Linked DNA regions of Homo sapiens: region 1 is linked to region 2. Evidence: read pairs that join two places in POLR2A ChIA-PET (ENCODE). Cell type or tissue: OCI-LY7. All regions are shown on one strand. Each heading gives the region's core, and the rest is flanking DNA. Links, peaks and the distances in the headings are about the cores only.

Evidence for each region. Peaks named below come from ENCODE experiments on the same cell type or tissue, not always from the same donor. Only the 100,000 strongest peaks of a DNase experiment are listed, where the experiment ranks them.
Region 1: POLR2A ChIA-PET joins it to region 2 with 6 read pairs; 1 of 35 experiments calls an interaction of 5 or more read pairs at or near these places.

Annotation. Positions count from the first base shown.
Region 1 is chr9:568,625-580,096 of GRCh38, forward strand. The region is part of intron 1 of KANK1 (KN motif and ankyrin repeat domains 1); the gene reads left to right. Among named protein-coding and RNA genes, the nearest start is that of KANK1, 70 kb to the left of the region's middle. RefSeq lists an enhancer at 5,807-6,646. In OCI-LY7, for the core only: no CTCF peak of the experiment used is centred there; no DNase peak of the experiment used is centred there; H3K4me3 peaks cover 166 bases; H3K27ac peaks cover 916 bases.
Region 2 is chr9:744,151-753,098 of GRCh38, forward strand. LOC124902109 (a long non-coding RNA gene) reads right to left here. Exons shown (of 4, transcript XR_007061394.1): 2 at 6,201-6,435; 3 at 5,186-5,346; 4 at 3,099-3,319. It overlaps KANK1 (KN motif and ankyrin repeat domains 1), which reads left to right. Exons shown (of 12, transcript NM_015158.5): 11 at 341-439; 12 at 1,023-1,953. The coding sequence ends at 1,085. Among named protein-coding and RNA genes, the nearest start is that of KANK1-AS1, 63 kb to the left of the region's middle. In OCI-LY7, for the core only: no CTCF peak of the experiment used is centred there; DNase peaks (open chromatin) are centred at 5,771 and 6,311.

The DNA.
Region 1 (11,472 bases), core at 3,479-8,478, 180 kb before region 2:
GACTACAGGTGTGCATCACCATGCCTGCCTAATTTTCTAAAATTTTTTTGTAGAGACAAAATCTCAATATGTTGCCCAGGCTGATCTCGAACTCCTGGCCTCCCACCTTAACCTCCCAAAGCACTGGGATTACAGGTGTGAGCCACCATGCCTGGCCAAGGTTGATTTTTTAAAAACATTATTTCCTTAGTATGTGTATGATTAGAAGCAAAATTACAGGTCAGAAGTCACATTTTAAAAGATCATGACCACTTAAAAAACCCTTAATATGTTTTGCCAAATTTATATCTTTTAAAAATGGGATCGATTTCCACACTCATCGGGGTATATTTGAGTATGTAGCTCACTGTAGACAGAGCTCCTGGGGAGGGAGGAATGGCTCTGGTGCTCTTCTACCCACCTGTAGAGGTTCAGCTGGGGACCAGCTCCACTGTGGGGCATTGGGAGGCTGTTAGTGCAGAGGTATCTTCTCAGTATCTGCCTGACACACTACTGTATCCAGCTGCCTGACCCAGTCCTGCCCACCTGCCTTCCTTTCTTCCTGCCTCCCCTCTGTTTTATCAACTTTGTCTCAAAAAACATAGCTTCCTATCTCTATATGTTCGTCTCCTATTTATGGTCCCTCAGTATGTTATAGTGCTTGCTAAGGTTTGAATGTCCCATGTGAATCTCATGTTGAAACTTAACCCCCAATGTGGCAATATTGAGAGGTGGGGCCTTTAAGAGGTGGCTCTGCCCTCATGAATGGATTAATCCATTCATGGATTAATGGATTAATGGGTTATCAGGGGAGTAGGGCTGGTGGCTTTTAAGAAGAGGAAGGGACCTGAGCTAGCACACTCGGCCGCCTCACCATGTGATTCCCTGTGCTGCCTCCAGACTCTGTCAAGTCCCCACCAGCAAGAAGGCCCTCACCAGATGCAGCCCTAGACTTTGGACTTCTCAGCCTTTGTACCTGTAAGAAATAAATACCTTTTCTGTATAAATTACCCAGTTTCAGGTATTCTGTTATAAGCAACAGAAAATTGACTGAGACAATACGTATATTCTAATTGTGTTCACTTTTCTTTCATCTAGACTTACCAGAAGTTTACTTCTCTGGTTGGCTTTTCAAGGAAGCTTTTGAATTTCACTTCTATTTTTTCTATTAATGCATTCATTATTAGTGAAGTATTTTGTAATCATTTTTCAAACAGATTGGGTGTTTTTTTTTTCTCATTTCAATATGTAGTTCACTTATGTTAATTATTTAGGGCTTACATTTTTCTCTGTTCTCAACCTTCATCAGATTCCGTAACACTTGATACGTTGTAAGGTTTCTGTTTTCATTCATTATACACCTTCCCCACCCCAGGCCTTTTCATTACTTTCAACACAGTCTCGTATTAGGATTTATGTTTTTTAAAACAATTATTTAGGAGAATAGAATAGTTTTTTTCTCCTTGTATTGGGTTTTTTGTTTGTTTAGATGTCTGTTGTTTCTGTGATGGCTTTGTTTTAATCTGTGCTTGGAGAGTGCTCTCTCATTGCTACTTTGGAGAATGTATTATTCTTTGGCCTAGTATGATTGTGTGTGTACATTTGGGGACAAAATGTTTTTGTGGAGATAATGTAGACTTAAAATTTTAAATCCGTAGCTGTATTTTCGTCACAATGAAAATTTGATGTCCTTAGTAAGCCCCGAATAGAAAGCCTTGACTTGCTTTTTGAGCATAGTTAACAGTGTTGAGATAAGAGAGGTTTGCTGGCAGTTGCACTGATGGCTGCACTGTTGTCCAGTGGGCCCAGCTGGGTGTACAGCTCGCCGTATAAACAGAAATCTAGACACAGGTCCCTAGAAGCCTAATCTGTGACCTAGACCCTGTCTCTGAGGTACTCTTACCAGAAAGTTAATCTGTTAGAGGATCTTTCATCAGCATAAAAGGCAGAAATAATTTTCTAAATGCTGTTGATAAAATGTGAGTGCATGCTGCTTCATTCGATTATGGAAACTGAGCATTGGAGACTTATTCTCCTTTTTAACACCACTTGCCTCCAGTAACTTACACTAATTGTCATCTATACCAAGCCTTTGAAAATTTGTAGTTTTTGTAAGTTTTTAGGAAATATGCATGCTAATTAGATAATGCCTAAATTATGTTGCTTTTCATGTGAATTTAGTAAAGTCATTTAAGACCCGTTGGCTTAGTTTTTCATGAGACTTTCTAAACATGCTTAATCTCTGCATACTATTTTAATAATAATGTAAGTTTTTGACTTTTTGCTATTATAATGGGCAGTGAATATATTTGTGCTGAAATCTGTGTGGAATTTTTTTGAACATCATTTTCTTACTGTATATTATTAGAGGTGAAATGTTTGGGTCAGGAGTTACAAACATATATATTTTTAAAAAACTACTCTAAAGATCCTTGATACATTTTGTCAAATTGATTTCTTGTAAAAATGGGACCAGTTTGCACCTCTGTTGTGGTATGAGAGAGTGCCCATCTCCTTGGGGACCTAGCCCCTTGATGGTTCCAGCACTCCATCGAAAACCAGCTCCACTGTGGGGTGTTTTGTGTGACATGGTGGTGTCATATGTCTTCTCTGCAAGAAAAGGCATTGTTAGCAAGGCAAACAGAAATACTCGATACAGTTATGTATAAACCAGAGGAAGCCTTTGCCAGAGAGATTGTTGACAATTGCTAGAGGGTATGATAATGCAGAAGTTACAGAGTGTTCCTTTGGCAACACGTGTTAATGGATTTGTTCCAGTGTTGGAGCCCTTTTTAATGAAAATTCTCAACACCTACACTGGAAAAATAATAAAATAAAAAGCCTTAGTCAGGAATGTATTGCTTGTTAAGATTTAGCCAAGGAAGTCACATGTTATTTAACAAGGTAGATTACTTTTTTCTTTGTAGTAGGCAAGGAAACAGCTATGCTTCACTTCTAAATAAAAAAAAAAAAAATTTTAAAAACGTTTTTTAAAAAGAAAAACGTGACTAAGATAACTGTCTCATTCCCAGGCACTTTTTAATCTCATATAAATTTACATTTAGAGACTTAACAGTTTGGCTTTTTTGAATGAATGCCAGAAATACAGTTGGACTATAGAGTCTCAGCTGAGAAGCAGACACATGGAGCAAGGTATGTTCTGTCATTTATCAGAAAAGTTAAAGAATTCATTTTGTTTAAAAGGCAGCACATAGATTATTCAGAGAGAGAAAAATATGGGTTTATAGGAAAATTCTTATGTATTTGGTAAGGACTCTGAGTTTGTACTTTAGCTTCATGTCTCATAAATCAAGTCCCAAGTTCACCAGGTGATAGTATTCCCAGGTTACTTGTGGGTGTAGGTGCAGAACAACTCGGAACTTTGTGGTTGGGCATCTTTTTCTGCCGTCCAACTTTGGAGGTTGCTGGGAGGAGATGCTTATTTTCCTTTTTTAGGGCATTTCAGTTTAAAACAAATTAAAAATGGAAAGTCAATGTTTTCCCTCCACTAATACAACTCTTAACTTATGGTTGTAATAAACAGTGATTTTTTTTTTTTTTTTTTTTCTAAGAGACAGGGTCTTGCTCTTTTCCCAGGCTTGAGTGCAGTGGAGAAATTGTAGTTCACTACAGCCTTAAACTCCTGGGCTCAAGGCATCCTCCTGCCTCAGCCTCTTGAACAGCTAGGACTACTTGCTTGTGCTGCCATACCCAGCTATTTCGGATCATGAGGTCAAGAGATCGAGACCATCCTGGCTAACACAGTGAAACCCCGTCTCTACTAAAAAATAGAAAAAAATTAGCTGGGCGTGGTAGTGGGTTCCTGTAGTCCCAGCTACTCGGGAAGCTGAGACAGGAGACTGGCGTGAACCTGGGAGGTGGAGCTTGCAGTGAGCCGAGATCGCTCCACTGCACTCCAGCATGAGTGACAGAGCGAGACTCCATCTCAAAAAAAAAAAATTTTTTTTGTAGAGACAGGGTCTCGATATGTTGCCCAGGCTGGTCTTGAATTCCTGGCCTCAGGCAATCCTCCTGCCATGGCCTCCCAAAGCACTGGGATTACAATATGGACATAAGCCACCATGTCCAGCCCTACTTTTGCTTTTTTGAAGGACATGTGTGTTAAGCAGAAATTTCTAAAGTCAGTGCATTTTTTGCATCAGAACATGTTTTAACTCATGAGTTAAAACATCGCTGTTTCTGGCATAACGGTCTTCCCACATTTCCATCTTTATATTAAAAATTTCTGAAATAAAATTTCTTTTTGGGCTAGAAAAAGGTAAGATTGGATCAAGTGATCCATTTAGGACTTGCCTTTTCATACTTTGCAGTCTCATTACTATTATCACAATGTATGTCCTAATACAATAAAGTTGAGGTTTAACCAAAAGTTCTCTTTTCTTCTGGCATGCTTTGTGAGAAAATATTTGAGCTGGTGTAAATTGTAATTACTGGCAGATATGGAAGAGAGTCTGACTTGGAGTATTCATGATGCTGATATGCTGCTGCAGTCAGTCAAGTGCTGCGTGAGTTGATGTCATTACCAAAGGACAGTCTCTATAATCAGAGAATAAAGTATAATTTGTAAATGTGGAGGAGCTAGAGGAACAACTTGATTTCACTTGTCACTAAACTTATCTAATAAATAAAAATGAGGATTTATTATTATTATTATTATTTTTTTGAGACAGAGTCTCGCTCTGTCACCCAGGCTGGAGTGCAGTGGCGCAATCTTGGCTCACTGCAAGCTCCACCTCCTGGGTTCACGCCATTCTCTTGCCTCAGCTTCCCGAGTAGCTGGGACTACAGGTGCCCGCCACCACGCGTGGCTAATTTTTTTGTATTTTTAGTAGAAATAGGGTTTCACCGTGTTAGCCAGGATGGTCTCGATCTCTTGACCTCGTGATCCGCCCTCCTCGGCCTCCCAAAGTGCTGGGATTACAGGCATGAGCCACCGCGCCCGGTCAAGGATTTTTTTTTTAAAGCCAGAAGTAATATAAGTCGGTATCAGTGAGAAAAGGTGGTGAGGATAGCAGGGATTAAGTAAGTCGCGGGCATTTTATTTTTATCTTAAAGAAAATGTTAAAATGGTTGACGTTTTCTAGCTCAACACTCCCACCCCCACCTCACCCATTGATTGATGGTTTGCTTTCGAAATCCTGAGTGAAAAGACAGGAATTACTTCATTGTGCTGAGAGTGACTGATGTCAGAAGGTCAGTTTTCCTACATTTACAAGATTCATACACACTTCTGAAAGGTTTTCTGTTAGACTGGGTGGACTGTAGATGAACAGGGCACTTTTTGTTTTGTAATTGCATTTAGCTTTAATTAGAGGTTTAGAGTAGAAAGCTGAGAGTTGCTTGGAGGAGCCAACCAGGAGATTAATGGGCTGTGCCCATCCGCCGCAGCTCTGTGCTTCCAAGAAGTTTGCCAGGGTAACCTGGATTTGTCTTTATTGTACTGGAAGGAGTCTTGTCCTGTAGAAGTAGAAATCACTGATGCATCACTAACATCATGTGGCCTTTGTTCTCTGCCGCACATGTTTGAAAAGCGCAGCTCGCACCCACTCTTCCCTTAGGAAAGGGGGCCGAAGCTCTGTACCTGTAACATTCCATAAAGGCTAAGGATCATGAGGATGTTGAGTGGGCAGGGCCCCAGCGGTCTTTACTGAAATACCAGAGCCTGCACTCTGATAATGAATGAGGCTCGAGGGAACATTCCTTTGGCATATTTTAATGCTTGACCTAGTTGACTGGGGTGCTCTGGGAAAATGAGCCTCACTTCCTGCTTTTCCACCTTAAATTGAAGTATGGGGTGCTCTGGGAAAATGAGCCTCACTTCCTGCTTTTCCACCTTAAATTGAAGTATGTCATTTATATGATTGTTAATATTGAAATGAGCAGCTGTACCACTCTGTTCTCAACAGGGAGGAAGCCTTTTTATTTGTAATGTTTGAAAATATTCTTTCTCAGCCGCGCGTGGTGGCTTATGCCTGTAATCCCAGCACTTTGGGAGGCTGAGGCGGGTGGATCCTGAGGTGAGGAGTTCAAGACCAGCCCGGCCAACACAATGAAACCCCATCTCTACTAAAAATACAAAAATTAGCCAGGCATGGTGGCACGTGCCTGTGGTCCCAGCTACTTGGGAGGTTGAGGCAGGAGAATCGCTGACCCTGCGAGGTGGGAGGTTGCAGTGAGCCGAGATTGCACCACTGCACTCCAACTTAGGTGACAGAGTGAGACTCCGTCTCAAAAAAAAAAAAAAAAGAAAAAAAATATTTTTTCTTTTTTTAAGTGTATATATTTTTTAAGTTGAAACCTGTGTTTGCCTTGTCTTTATGCCCACAGGGGAACTTGAAGTCATTTTACATATCAAAAGCATCTTCTCAGGTTATTCTGAATTTTGAGAAGGCTAACATTTGCTAGGCTTTATGTTTAAAAAAACAAAAACAGAAAAAGATCCTGGGCTTCTCCCATCTTGCTTGGCAAATGAGGAGTCTAGGGTACTTGTCTTAAATGTTCTGACATATTTCAATTAAAGCAGTGAACAATATTCTCAAAGACAAGGCAGCAGCTGATACTTGGTAATGTCCTTAAAACTGCATAGTAATAACCTTCAGTGAGATTTGTATAATTTGGAGATAAGCTCCACTTATATCTGTAAAGTTAAAGCACAGAGAAAGTTAGTACAGTATTTGCCTGAGGTCAGTCACGCAGTTGGTGACAAAAGCCACTATTCTTAGTACTTCATGAGACTTCTGTTTTATATAATAGATTACAGAGGCCAGGCACAGTGGCTCTTGCCTGTAATTCCAGCACTTTGGGAGACTGAGCTGGGAGGATCATTTGAGCCCAGGAGTTTGAGACCAGCTTGGGCAACATAGCAAGACCCTGTCTCTACAGGGAAAAAAAAAAAAAAAAAGCCAGGAATGGTGATGCACACCTGTGTTCCAGCTGCTCAGGAGACTGAGGTGGGAGGATTGCTTGAGCCTGGGAGGTTGAGGCTGCAGTTAGCCATGATCATGTCACTGCACTCCAGCCTGGGCAACAGAGCAAGACCCTGTCTCAAAAAAAATTAATTACAGAGATAGTGTTCTAGTTAATAGCAAGGAAAGAATGGCTTAAGCAATAAGCTTGGCCGGGCACAGTGGCTCATGCCTGTAATCCCAGCACTTTGGGAGGCCAAGGCGGGCCCGATCACTTGAGGTCAGGAGTTCAAGACCAGCCTGGTCAACATGGTGAAATCCTGTCTCTATTAAAAATACAAAAATTAGTCAGATGTAGTGGTGTATGCCTATAATCCCAGCCACTTGAGAGGCTGAGGCAGGAAGATCGCTTGAACCCAGTATGTGGAGGTTACAGTGAGCTGAGATTGTGCCACTGGACTCCAGCGTAGGCAACAGAGTGCAACTGCATCTCAAAACAAAAAACAATAAGTTTAATGAATGATTCCCAAAGTATGGTCTATGGACCAGCATCATTCACATCATCTGGGAACTTATTAGAAATTTTAAATTTTTAGGCCCTATCAGACCTACTGCTTACTCTGAAGGTGGGAGTCTAGGAATCTGTGTTTTTACAAAGCCCTCCACATACTTCTGATTCATGATAAAGTTTCAGTACCACTAGCTTCATACCATCCTTTTATAATTTTATGAGTTTAAATGCTCAGGGCTGCTGAGATAACATACCCTTGGGTCCTGAGTGTATACAAGGTAAGAAGCAGCTGGCAGCCTCCTTGAAGGCCCAGCATAGACAACCTTACTGGCCTCCCTTTTAATATACAGATAGGTAAGAAAGCAGAAGAGGAACCAATATTTGCTCTGCTAGGCACTGTGCCTATCTTTCCCACAGTTCCCTTGCATTTAGCCCTCATGCCAATCATATGCTTGTCATAGTGTGCTCCTTATATGTTTTGGGTACTTCATCATTTTCTAGTTGTAATCTCAGTCTTGAGAGCAGGCTCAGACGTTTGCTTCGATTCTTTCACTGGCAATCACGGAGACTTGACATTGTTTCATTTAGGGGACTGTACATTTCCTCATGGGGCATGCAGTTTGTGTTGGAGATACAGAAAGCTTCATCTTGAACTTGGTGCTTCTTCCTGGAACAGTAATTTTATTTCAGGTTTGTGGGAGAGGAAGAGGAGGGACCTTGTTTTTTTTTTGCAAACCATGACATTCCCTGTACGTACCATGTACCTGGTGCATGATAAATAACTGTTAAATAGATTTCTATACTATTAACAGAAAGCTTGTATTGTGTCCGGAATTGGTTCCTTCAGGTGGTTTCTTGGTCTCACTGACTTCAAGAATGAAGCCATAGACCCTCACGGTGAGTGTTACAGTTCTTAAAGATGGTGTGTCCGGAGTTTGTTCCTTCAGATGTTCAGATGAGTCCTTAGTTTCTTCCTTCCAGTGGGTTCATGGCCTCGCTGACTTGAGGAGTGAATCTGCAGACCTTTGCAGTGTTACAGGTCATGAAGGTAGTGCAGACCCAAAGACTGAGCAGCAGCAAGATTTATTGTGAAGAGCGAAAGAACAAAGCTTCCACAGCATGGAAGGGAACCCAAGCGGGTTGCCTCTGCTGGCTCTGGTGGCCAGATTTTATTCCCTTATTTGGCCCCGCCCACGTCCTGCTGATTGGTCCATTTTACAGAGTGCTGATTGGCCCATTTTACAGAGAGCTGATTGATCCATTTTACAGAGTGCTGATTGGTGTGTTATTACAGAGTGCTGATTGGTGCATTTACAAACCTTTAGCTAGACACAGAGTGCTGACTGGTGTGTTTACAAACCTTTAGACACAGAGCGCTGATTGGTGCGTTTTTACAGAGTGCTGATTGGCGCGCTTACAAACCTTTAGCTAGACACAGAGTGCTAATTGGTGTGTTTACAATCCTTTAACTAGACAGAAAAGTTCTCCAAGTCCGCACCCGACCCAGAAGCTCAGCCGGCTTCACCTCTCAGTATCATCTCCCAGATAGCTTGTGCCCACCCTTCAGACTTCTTTGTTTAAGGCAGTTATTCTCAAAATGTCCCTTGACCAGAAACAGCATCACTTGGAAACTTGGTAGAAGTACACATTCTCAAGTTCCACCCCAAACCTCTTGAATCAGAAATTCTGAGGGTAGGGCCCAGGAATTTATGTTTCAACAAGTCTTGCAGGTGATTTTGATTTATGCTAGCATTTGAGAACCACTGGCTTTACGCATGAGAAGTAGGATTTTAAAATTGTACTTTTTATTATAATTTTCTGGGAAAGTAAAGCTGTTTCACCTGTAAACTTTGGGAATAGGAGCACCCTGAAGCTCACAATGGCATCCTGCAAAGCCCCAAAGAGTGCTAGTTGTTGATCATTACCTGTGCACACATCATTCCCTCACTCAGAGCCCAGCTAGGAGGCCTCCTTTCACCTTGTAACCAGGTCACCCCTAGATGTGATCACTTCCTCCACAAGAACTGAGAGAGAAGAGAAGAACACCAGAGGATACTGAACTGGCCATACTGGGGCTTATGGTTTAAAGGGCAGAACTGAGCCAAATGAGGACTCCTCAGAAAATTGCTTTCTCGTTGGATCACCCCAGAAATAAATCAGTAAAAGCATTCACCTTTTGTTTTATTTGCTTCAAACAAAGTAGGAAACATTCTTCTTGCTTTATATATCTAGATACCAAGTAAGGAAGTATGATTTGGATTCTTGAGTCTCTTTATTTTATTTTTCAACTGTGTGTGTGTGTGTGTGTGTGTTTGCCTTTGCTAAGCCATGGAGGGTAAAAAATGAAATATATTAGCAACATTGTTGACATGGACCACAGACAATTAAATGTTTCATTTCTTATTAATCCTGAAAGAAAAAGCCTTTTTTTTTTGTTGGGCGGCAGGGAGGGGGTGCAGTCCTCTATACAAAAATCTTAAAAACTAAATATATCTATTCTAATTGTTTTCCCCTGGAACATCATCATAGTTTAGGAGTATATCTCAATGTTGATTTTAAAAAATAAATATGTAAACAGCTAGATTTATGCACTGTTAAAGCATCAGTGCAAGTTTTAGGAAAAAATCAAGCATGACAATTGAAAATAAAATAACCATTACTAAGTTGGACTCTTCTTTACCCTCAAGAAATTGTACTTGGATGTTTATGGGAGAAATTATTCCAAATCCTACCAGTTCTGTCAGAAAACTAATATTACTCTACATAATCATTTTCTCCCACCTCTGTATAATATTTAACTTTTATTTGAAATGTAGGCTCAAGCTATGCTAAAAATCCCATCTCGAAGATGACGAGCTTATCCATGGGGAGGGGATGGAGGGCAGAGCACTCTCATAACTCTAGGAATTTGACTGTTATATCTTGACTTAATAAATGTCTGCAGCTGAAAATAGGAAAAATTGACTATATGCATGTTTGAACACATAGACATAAAAAATGCCAGCTGAAGCAGAGTATTCCGCATGCAAGCCAAGAAAAATCGGGTTCAGTGAGGCACAGTTTGGCAGGGAAGGCACACTGAAGCTGCAGGGATGGGAGGTCTAGTAACTGGGGAGGTATTCAGTTGAGGGCTGGTGCCCTCCACGTAGCCTTCCCCGACCCACCCACCCTGGGTCTGCTTCCCTCTGCCCCCAGTGTGGGCTCCCGTAGCACAGCTGGGTATTAGCTTGGTAATGGGGAAAGGATGGTATTCAACTGGGAATCTTTGGCTTCTAGGAACAAAACAAACTTGGGGAGGATGTTATCAGGATACTGAAGTCCTCCCCAAAATCCAGGATCTTCAGAGAAAACCTAAGAATCAAAAATAGAAAAGCACAGGAAGTTGAAGGACTCTGTCTCTGTGTGTTGTCCCTGCTTCTCTCAGCTCCATCCTCACCTTTCTGCACTCCAGCTCTGTTGTGTCGTCCACAGCATGCAACACACAGATCCAGCTCCATCTGGAGCCCGCCTGTCAGCTCCTCAGCCCCAATTTTAAAACCCTAGGGGAGAAGCATCTTCTCAGCATAGGTCTCACATCTTTATGTGGTCCAGTGAGCCATGGTGGGGGAGGTAGGTGGGTGCAGGGAGGCAGTATGGGAGGTCCACCTCTGACCCTGTGGCCCAGTCAGAAGACCCCAAAGAGAGGAGTAGCTTGCATAGATGGAACAAAAGCATTCTCCCTATGTTATTCCGTTCACATGTTGCTGTGGGTTCATTAACCCCACACTTAGAAAGTAATCATCTTTGGCTCTAAGAAAATCTGGAGGTTGGACCTGAAAAACCTCAGGCCAGACAGTGAATCAGTCCTGGATTGTGCTGAATTTTCTAATATGACTCCACCCCATGAGGCTTCATGACTGTCAGCATCTGCTGTCTCCAGTGATGCTGTGTCCGAAATTGGTGGGTTCTTGGTCTCACAGACTTCAAGAATGAAGCCACAGACCCTTGCGGTGAGTGTTACAGTTCTTAAAGATGGTGTGTCCGAAGTTTGTTCCTTCTGATGTTCGTACGTGTTCA
Region 2 (8,948 bases), core at 3,580-8,579:
AAACACACACTACTGCTGCTTGCCTGGTCATTCATAATTAATTAGAAGAAAAAAAAACTTTCTATCCCCATCTTCTGCTTCCCCCTCCTGGTGGGCAGAATGGTTGAGTAAGATAATCCTCTTAACTGGGACCTCTGGAGGGTGGAGGCTTGCCTCATTCATCTTCACATCCTCAGGCCTTCACCCTTAGAGGTCCCAAAAAAGTTTCCCAGAAGACCGAACGAGTAGGGATATTTGGGGAACCTTGCCAATTATTGGAGGGTGTTTTGTTCTGTTACCTTTCGGTTGTCTGGAGGTTTGAGAAACCCAACATGGCTTGTTCTTTCCATCTTATCTTAAGGATGGCAGCACTGCGCTCTCAATCGCCCTGGAAGCAGGACACAAGGACATCGCTGTTCTTCTGTATGCCCATGTCAACTTTGCAAAAGCCCAGTCTCCGGTCAGTGTTGTGCATTTGGCATTTGTAAATAGGCTGAAATCCACCAGACTGGTGGACCCCCTTCCTCCAGGAATTGACGGGAGACAGATTTTATGTTGATTCAGAAAATGGAAGTTTTAGTCTGGAGCTTAAGAGTTCATCCTTTCCGCCTCCACCCCGCAAAAAGCAGGAGAACTAATGTTTTAGCAGAGGCTGGACCTTGCTTGTCCTTGCAAGACATATGCTCACAGCTTCCCATAGAGGTTTTGATTCTGTGCAGAATTATCCAGATAGCAGCCCCTGAGCCCATGGGGATATTTCGCCATGGTTCTGGCATTGTTCCTGAAGCAGATGGCAGGCAGCCTGTAGTCCACAGTTCACTCTGAGTGGGAAGGTGACTTCCCAGGACAGCCGGACATAGCACTGCTGAGCCCAGCTGGCCTTGGAGCTGTGGACACCTGTTCCCTGTTCTCAGCCAGAGCTCTCCTGGCTCGGGCTCACAGCTGCTTGTTGCCTGTGGTGGGCCAAGATCCTATGTCACAGGGTACACATCTGCCTGAGGTCACTTATTAACCCCCAGTTTTTTTCCTTTCCTGGTCTCTAGGGCACCCCTAGGCTTGGAAGGAAGACGTCTCCTGGCCCCACCCACCGAGGTTCATTTGATTGATTGTATGCAAATAGCCCTTTATTTACATGCCACTATTAAGCTGCTAATTGTTCCTGTTGGGGTGACAGATACTGAATGTATACGTATTGTGCCTGAGCTCACCAGCAAACAGAAGCATCAAGCCCAGGGGTAAAGGCTGAAGCTTTCACAGTGCAGAGACTGCTAGCCTGGGCACACACACCTCCTTTCTGGCCGTCTTCTGTGTAGGGCACACTTTAACCCAGTCTCTGTTGCTGTTGAGTCTCTGCTCCGTTTTGTACAGTCACAGGGAATTCTGATCTGAAGGGGCACCTTCTGTTCACTCCCACAAAGTGGTGTCTGGTTCTCACTGAGACGTTTTAAGATTTTTCCACAAATATTTATATGTACTAAATGTGGAACCATTAGAAAGTTCTTCCAAAATCTCATTCCAGCATAGTTTTGGATTTTTCTTTTGTCTTATTTTAAAATAAGGAAGTCGAGATGACTTTGATCATTGGTAACTTGGGCCTGGGCCAGACAAAGTATAAAACTTACAAAAGAATATTCTCATTTGGTCTTAACTAGGTAGATGTAATATATGACTTTTTATAAAAAGGGTATCTATATGAACTTGACACAGTATTTTCAGCTTTTGTATTCCATACTAAAGCCATGAAGAACTACACGTAACATCATCATTTGTATTAATTGCACAACTCCAATGCTAAAGGTTGGATTGTGTTAGAGGAATCGGCTCTGTATTTGCCTCTAGAGAAACACAGTGTTCTCTTTGTATTTATGGATTCCTTTTTACCGTGTCACATTTACTTTGGTCCTCTATGTATTTAAATGTTTGAAGTGCCTTAGACTCTTGCCATATTTTCAAAATAAAATTCCATTAAGCTCTTTTCCTTGTCCCTGTTTCATCTCTGATAGCTGTCCGCCCCGAGCCGATTGACTTACGGCAGTGGCAGCACACGCTGATGGATTGAGCTGAGCAGGGAGGGTGAGTGCGCCAGTTGGCTCCGACAGGGAGACAGCATCTTCCGAGGGCGCTTGTCCACTTGCACAGCTTGGCTCCTGACTCAGATTGCAAGTCGGGAGGCTGAAGTTTGAGGCCTCCTTAGACAAAGCGCTCTTCCGATGGGTAGCCGGAGATGCTTCTTCTCAGGTGCAGAAGCACTAGTCCTTGACTCTGAGTACAACTGCTGGGTGACTAGGTGATACGTGTAGTGACAAGAAAGGAGAGATGAAGCCGGACACTTTTTTTTTTTTTTTTTTTTTGAGAATGGAGTCTCACTCTGTTGCCCAGGCTGGAGTGCAGTAGCATGATCTTGGCTCACTGCAAGCTCCACTTCCTGGGTTCACGCCATTCTCCTGCCTCAACCTCCCAAGTAGCTGGGACTACAGGCGCCCGCCACCACGCCCGGCTAATTTTTTGTATTTTTAGTAGAGACAGGGTTTCATCGTGTTGGCCAGAATGGTCTCGATCTCCTGACCTCATGATCAGCCCACCTCGGCCTCCTAAAGTGCTGAGATTAAAAGCATGAGCCACTGCATCTGGCCTCAAATTCTTTTTAAATAGTAAAGTAAGTTGGGACCATCTCATTAAATGAAGCAGCATGGCAGCCAGAATTCAAACCAGGTGTTCTGGCACAATCGCTGGTGGTGAGTTTTGGCCAAGGCCATCTATGAGAGCCAAGTGCACTGGAGAAATATCAGAGACTTCTTCTTTCCCTCCCTCCCTCCCCCGCTTTTAAAAATTAAACATTATTGAGCTCAGGAAAGAGGCCAGAGAATAGACTTTTCCCATAGGTGTTTCATTATGAGGTCTGTTTCAGAGTCAAGATTTGAACCTTTCAGAGGAAAACAATTTGGGGGGCTGTGAGAGCCATGCTGGCAGTGCAGGCAAACCTGGGCAGCAACAGACCAGCTCTCCCAGGACCACAAGGATGACTTTCCTCTGCATGAACTGTGAAAGTGAGGTCACAGCCACCTGGAGGCACATCCCTCTCGGGACATAACCTAAACCTACTAGCTGATACATGCTGAATTTCAGATCATGTAGCTCTTCAAGCCCAAGTTCCTACAGATCCAAAATGGCACAATAAAAGCAGGAGAGAGAGAGAGAGAGAGAGAGTGTGTGTGTGTGTAGAGAGAGAGAGAGAGGTAGAGCCATGCGTGGTCTGCCCCTTATGGGCATAACCTACCTTTTGAGCAAATAAGGTAGTACCTCTGGTGGTTCCCGGGCCTGGGAATTTTCTTTGTTCCATCTGAGAAAGGAAAGGCATGAATGTAAATGAATGAGCAAATGAATCCCCCTGTCTGCATGCTGCCCTTCTGATTTCTCATGCTAGATTTTGAAATAGAAAATGAGTGCTTGTTTTATCAGATACAAGATATGTATCTGACCTCTAAGTAATGAATGCTAGATGGTACCTTGTTTGCTCTAATCACACTAGGCATTTAGAATGCCTTTTATCTTGGGATCCTGGTATACTATATAAACAAGCCTGATTATGCCCATTGGTACAGCTGCAGTTTATTGAGGCACAAACTCCATAAAAGGGATTTGTGACAGGAGGCTTGGGCAAGGTTCCCAAGTAAGACCAGCATGGGGTTGGCAACTCCTGATCTTATTTTCCAGCTTAAGAGAAGTCTAGGTGGGTGTGGTGGCTCACACCCATTATCTTAGCACTTTGGGAGGCTCAGTCAGGCAGATCACTTGAGTCCAGGAGTTCGAGACAAGCCTGGGCAATATAGCAAGATCTCATCTCTACAAAAGAAAAATTAGCTGGGCGTGGTGGCATGTACTGTAGTGCCAGCTACTTAGGGGTTGAGATGGGAGAATCACCTTGGCCCAGGAAGTTGAGGCTACAGTAAGCCATGATTGTGCCACTGCACTCCAGCCTGGGTAATAGAGTGAGAACCTGTCTCGGAAAAAAAAAAAAAAAAAAAAAAGGAAGGTTTAAATCTTTAAGTGATGAAAAGACAGCTTCCCAGAAACCTTGCCTTGGAAGTTGAACCACGGACAGTTGGGAGCCACCCCAAGACAACAGGAGTGGAACAGTGGGACTTTTGAGAGTTTAACCTTAAGAAAGTAAAACTAAGCCAGGTGTGGTGGTTCACACCTGTAATCTCAGCTACTGGGACAAAGGCTGAGGTGGGAGGATTGCTTGAATCCAGGAGTTTGAGGCCAGCCTGGCCAATGTAGTGAGACCCCCATCTCTTTAAAAAACAAACAAACAAAGGAAAAAAAAACTGGCAACTTGTCGTGACACTATTACGACTAAACTGACAACTAAATGTCTCACCAAGGGGGAGGAAGGGTGCTTCTGGAGACGTTTACTAGGAACACTTCATCTAGCTCTGGTATCCAAAATAAATGAAGCTCTGAGCGCTTTCCTTGTAAGTTAATACTTGGGAGAACAACATTATCCCTGATTTTTGTACTACTGAAGTACTGCCGATATCTGACAATCCTTGCAGATGGAATCACATAAGAAAACTATTTCTCCTTCAAAGGAAATAATGACCAAACATAACCTTTCTTTAAATTCTGCTAGATCTTTTGTGGGGGAACTTGCTACAAGTAGAATTACATTTTTATGATTTTGTATAAGCCTTCCCTTCACGAGACACTTAAGAATTTCCAGAGGGAGCAGGTAGAAAATGCAAATTTCAGTCGGACACGGTGGCTCAGGCCCATAATCCCAGCACTTTGGGAGGCCGAGGCAGGCAGATCACCTGAGCTCAGGAATTTGAGATCAGCCTGGGCAACATGGTGAAACCCCACCTCTACTAAAACTACAAAAAACTAGCCGGACGTGATGGTGCACGCCTGTAATCTCAGCTACTCAGGAGGCGGAGGTTGCAGTGAGTCAAGATCACGCCACGGCACTCCAGCCTGGCCAACAGAATAAGACTCTGTTCTCAAAAAACAAACAAACAAACAAGCAAATTTCCAGCCTGGTCTGAGAATCCCCATCCTTAACAAGCATCCCAGGTGTTTCTGAACATAGCCTTTGGTCCACACTAAGAAGCTGTTGCTCCCAAAGTATGAGACATGATGCATCTGTTCTTCCCCACACATGTTAGGCAAGGTGGGGGAACTACATCAAAACAAACATTGGCTTTACCTTAGCTCTCTAAGGAGCCGGGCTTCCACTGGTGATCAGGATCCCACATAGGTTTTCTGTGGTGCTGCACATCCATGTTCAGTAGCATTTCTGCATCTCCTGGAATATAGTCATTTCTAGAAGTCCAGGAACCATGACTGCCACAGATCCATTTTTCTGTGCTTGTAAGGACCAGAGAAGGTGGCTCAGTATATAGGTGACAGTGGCTGGGCAGGCAGACAGCCCTTAGAATATTTTCCCAAGCTAATCTTTTCCATTTCCACTTCCTCGTGGAGTTGGACTATTACTGCTCAGAAGGAGGCCATGAACCATTGCTTTGGCTTTGGAATAAAGAATTTTCCATTTTCTTTTTTTTACTAAAAGCACCTTTTTTTTAAAGCCCTAGGCCTTAGCCAGAAACTGTTCTACTTTCTGCATAAGGAAATTACTAATCATACGTTTTCTCTGCTCTTATTCAGCATGGCTGTAATTTAAAAGCCAGCTGATTATAAAAATATAAAGTACATTTTGTTGCAGTTTCTTACCACAAAGGATGTGGCTGAACCGTAGACCACAACGTTCCTGAGCTGCTCACGCTCGAACCCCTCCCCACTGAAGGCACCAGCTACTCCCTGCAGGGACCAGACAGTCATGGCTTTTCAAGCATGAAAGATGGCATTATTTGGAACTTGTAATGATATCCTTGAGATACCTATCCTGAATTCTGGCAAGGATCTTGCAGTGAAGCTGGAAAACAACATATCATTTTTGCAGGTGCATGCTTAGACAGAAATGTCTGATTTAGAGGATGTTGGGAAGGAGCTGGCATTTTAAGAATCCAGCTGCCCACTGCATCTCCATTAAGACCTTTGTTGATTAAATAGGTAAGAGGATGGAAAACATATCCCTCATTTTCATAAAATGGAAGCTGCATAACAAATATTCCTATTTCTAAAACCAAATGTCAATCTTGTATTTGAGCCAAAATAACTTTTACACTTGTTCCCCATTCCCCAACCCAGAAGGAACTAGTTACCCAGCCCTAGAAACCACCTGGAAGGCTAAGGCTGTACGACTGAGGGCGAGAGAAAATCCCTGAGCTGCAGACAGGCAGGTGCTGCTTTGCTGTCACTGGTGCAGGCAGCTCGATGCCTTGTTGAGGCTGGTTGTAGGAGAGCAAGTGCCAGCTGGGCAGGCCGCTTCTCATGTGTCGGGCAGCAAAGAGATTCTTGCTATGGTCCCATCTGCTCTTTTAGGAAGTACTGGATGTGCTTAAACAGGTAATAAGGAAAATATTTATTAGGTAAAATCCCTGAGAGTTCAGAGAGCTCACCCACCCCCAATCCTGCCTAAAATATGTCACCCCCACCCCCAGAAAAATCCAGTCTTCCAACAGGAAGCTTATTAGGATGAAATCTCATGCTTCGGTTTGTAACACCATCTGCCAGGACTGAGAAGTTCCGGTGCCTAGCTGAGAAATACTAGTTGAATGAATGAGTGTAAAAAAATAACTGATGGTGTTAGAAGTCAGGAGTGTTGCCATGAGGGAGCTGGAAGGAGCCCAAATGGGGCTGGTGGGCTCCTGGTAATGGTCAATTTCTTGCCTGGGGGGTAGTTGCACTGTTATGCTCACTTTGTGACCATTCATCAGGCTGTAGACACACGTGTGTGCTTTCCTGTATGTATATTAACTTCAATTTTTTTTAAAGTTTAAGAAAATGAAAAAGTTTGATCAAAAAAAACCTTGGGAAGGAAGGTGCAGATTTGAGAGTCAATATAATCAAAGAGATAGTGAAAGAAGGTAAAAACTGGAAACTCTTAGCCCTGCTATTTCTTGAATGTGACCACATAGTTTTGCATGATGGCCATTGTGGCCCACTCGTAACCTTGAATAGCAGTCACGAGGGCTGTTCTCAGATACTCCAGTTCTTTTTCTGGGCACAACAGGATCGGATGTACTACCCACACACTTTTGAAGTTACACTTGGCCATGTGACTTCTCCAATGAAACAGAAAAGGTTATGTGTCAGTTCCAGATGGAAGCCTCAAAAGCCAGTGCAGTTTACCGTATCTTGTACTCCCCTTGTCACAGTGATGATCACGGAAGCAAGTGTTGACACAGACATCCCATTAGTGTCGACCCTGAGTGACTACGTGGAATAGAGTTTCCTTGCCAAGCTGTGTTGCAGGTGTATTAGGAACAAGAAATAGTCCTTTATTATGCTAAGCCAGAGAAGCTAGGGAGTGACTTGCTGTCACAGCGTAACTTAGATTTTCTTTATCCATACAAAAACTGGTTCCTCGAAGTGAAGTGCTGCTGTGTAACCAAATGGCTTAGTTGATTGGCGGACAGCAACAAAACTGTCACTGGGGACTTAATCATAGAACAATGACAACTATTTGGATGACTATTTTCTTAATAATCCCCAGGGATGGTACATACCAGTACCATCCTAGTTGCAGAGAGAGAATGTAACCTATTATCTACAGTGGATGCCTTAGGGCACTAGGGACTACATATTTTTGTGAAAGGAAAGCCATTTCCTGTGTACAGTCTGCCTAGATTGTCTCTTAGAAACGTGTAGCTCTCAAACTTTGGTGTGCATCGGAATCCCCAGGAGGGTTTGTGAAAACACACTGCTGGGCCTCAACCTCGACTTTCCAATTCGGTAGGTCTGGAAAGAGGCTCAAGAATTGGCATTTCTAACAAGTTCCCAGGTGGTGCTGATGCTTCTGGTCCAGAAACCCCACTTTGAGAAATGCTGCTCTAGAGGAAGGGCTCTGATAAGGAGGATTCCTGTCCATCAGGGAGCTCTAAAGTGTCTGTTCTTTCATCTTTGTAGGCTTTCGTCTTTTGCAGTTTCCAGTGACTAAACCTTATGAGTTAACTTGTTCCCTGTGGAACTTTTGCTTCCCAGTATAAAAAACAAATTCTGCAAAGATACCATTGCCCAATAGGAAGTCTTTCTACAGCTTGTACAATATATCAAGTGTTTATAAATCCTGTATTCATCCAGAATTTGGCCATAGAACTTGACTCACAGCAGTCTTAAAAAAAAAAAATGACTCATACATTTCCCTTAGAAAGTAATGTTTCTTTATGCTAATCCCATGAGTTTCTGTGTCAGCTCACTCCCTTATGAATGCACATTTTAAAAAATCATGGTTGGCCGGGTGCGGTGGCTCATGCCTGTAATCCCAGTACTTTGGGAGGCTGAGGTGGGTGGATCGCCTGAGGTCAGGAGTTCGAGACTAGCCTGGCCGACATAGTGAAATCCTGTCTCTAATAAAAATACAAAAATTAGCTGGGCATGGTGGTGGGCACCTGTAATCCCAGCTACTCAGGAGGCTGAGGCAGGAGAATCGCTTGAACCCGGGAGGCGGAGGTTACAATGAGCCGAGATAGTGCCGTTGCACTCCAGCCTGGACAACAAGAGCAAAACTTTGTCTCAAAAAATAATAAAAAAAATCATGGTCTCCTCTGGAAACCCAGGTGGCATGGAGGAGAGTGTGCTGCACTGCTGCCCTCTCAGCTGCTGCCTCTGCATTCCATCCTGGGTTCTGATTCTGCCATCAGGCAGAAGTGCACAGTGTTTTTCCTTTCCAGAGCAGAAAAACGGTCATCCTAGGTGTTCACACTGAGATGCAAGAGACTGAGTCATCTGTGTTGGAAAGCCACAGGGGTCCAATGAACCCAGGAACCAATTGAAGATCCTCTTGCCTAAGGACACATATGGTATGTCCACAGCGCTAAGTTCAGAGACCAAGTTGAGATGAGTTAGAA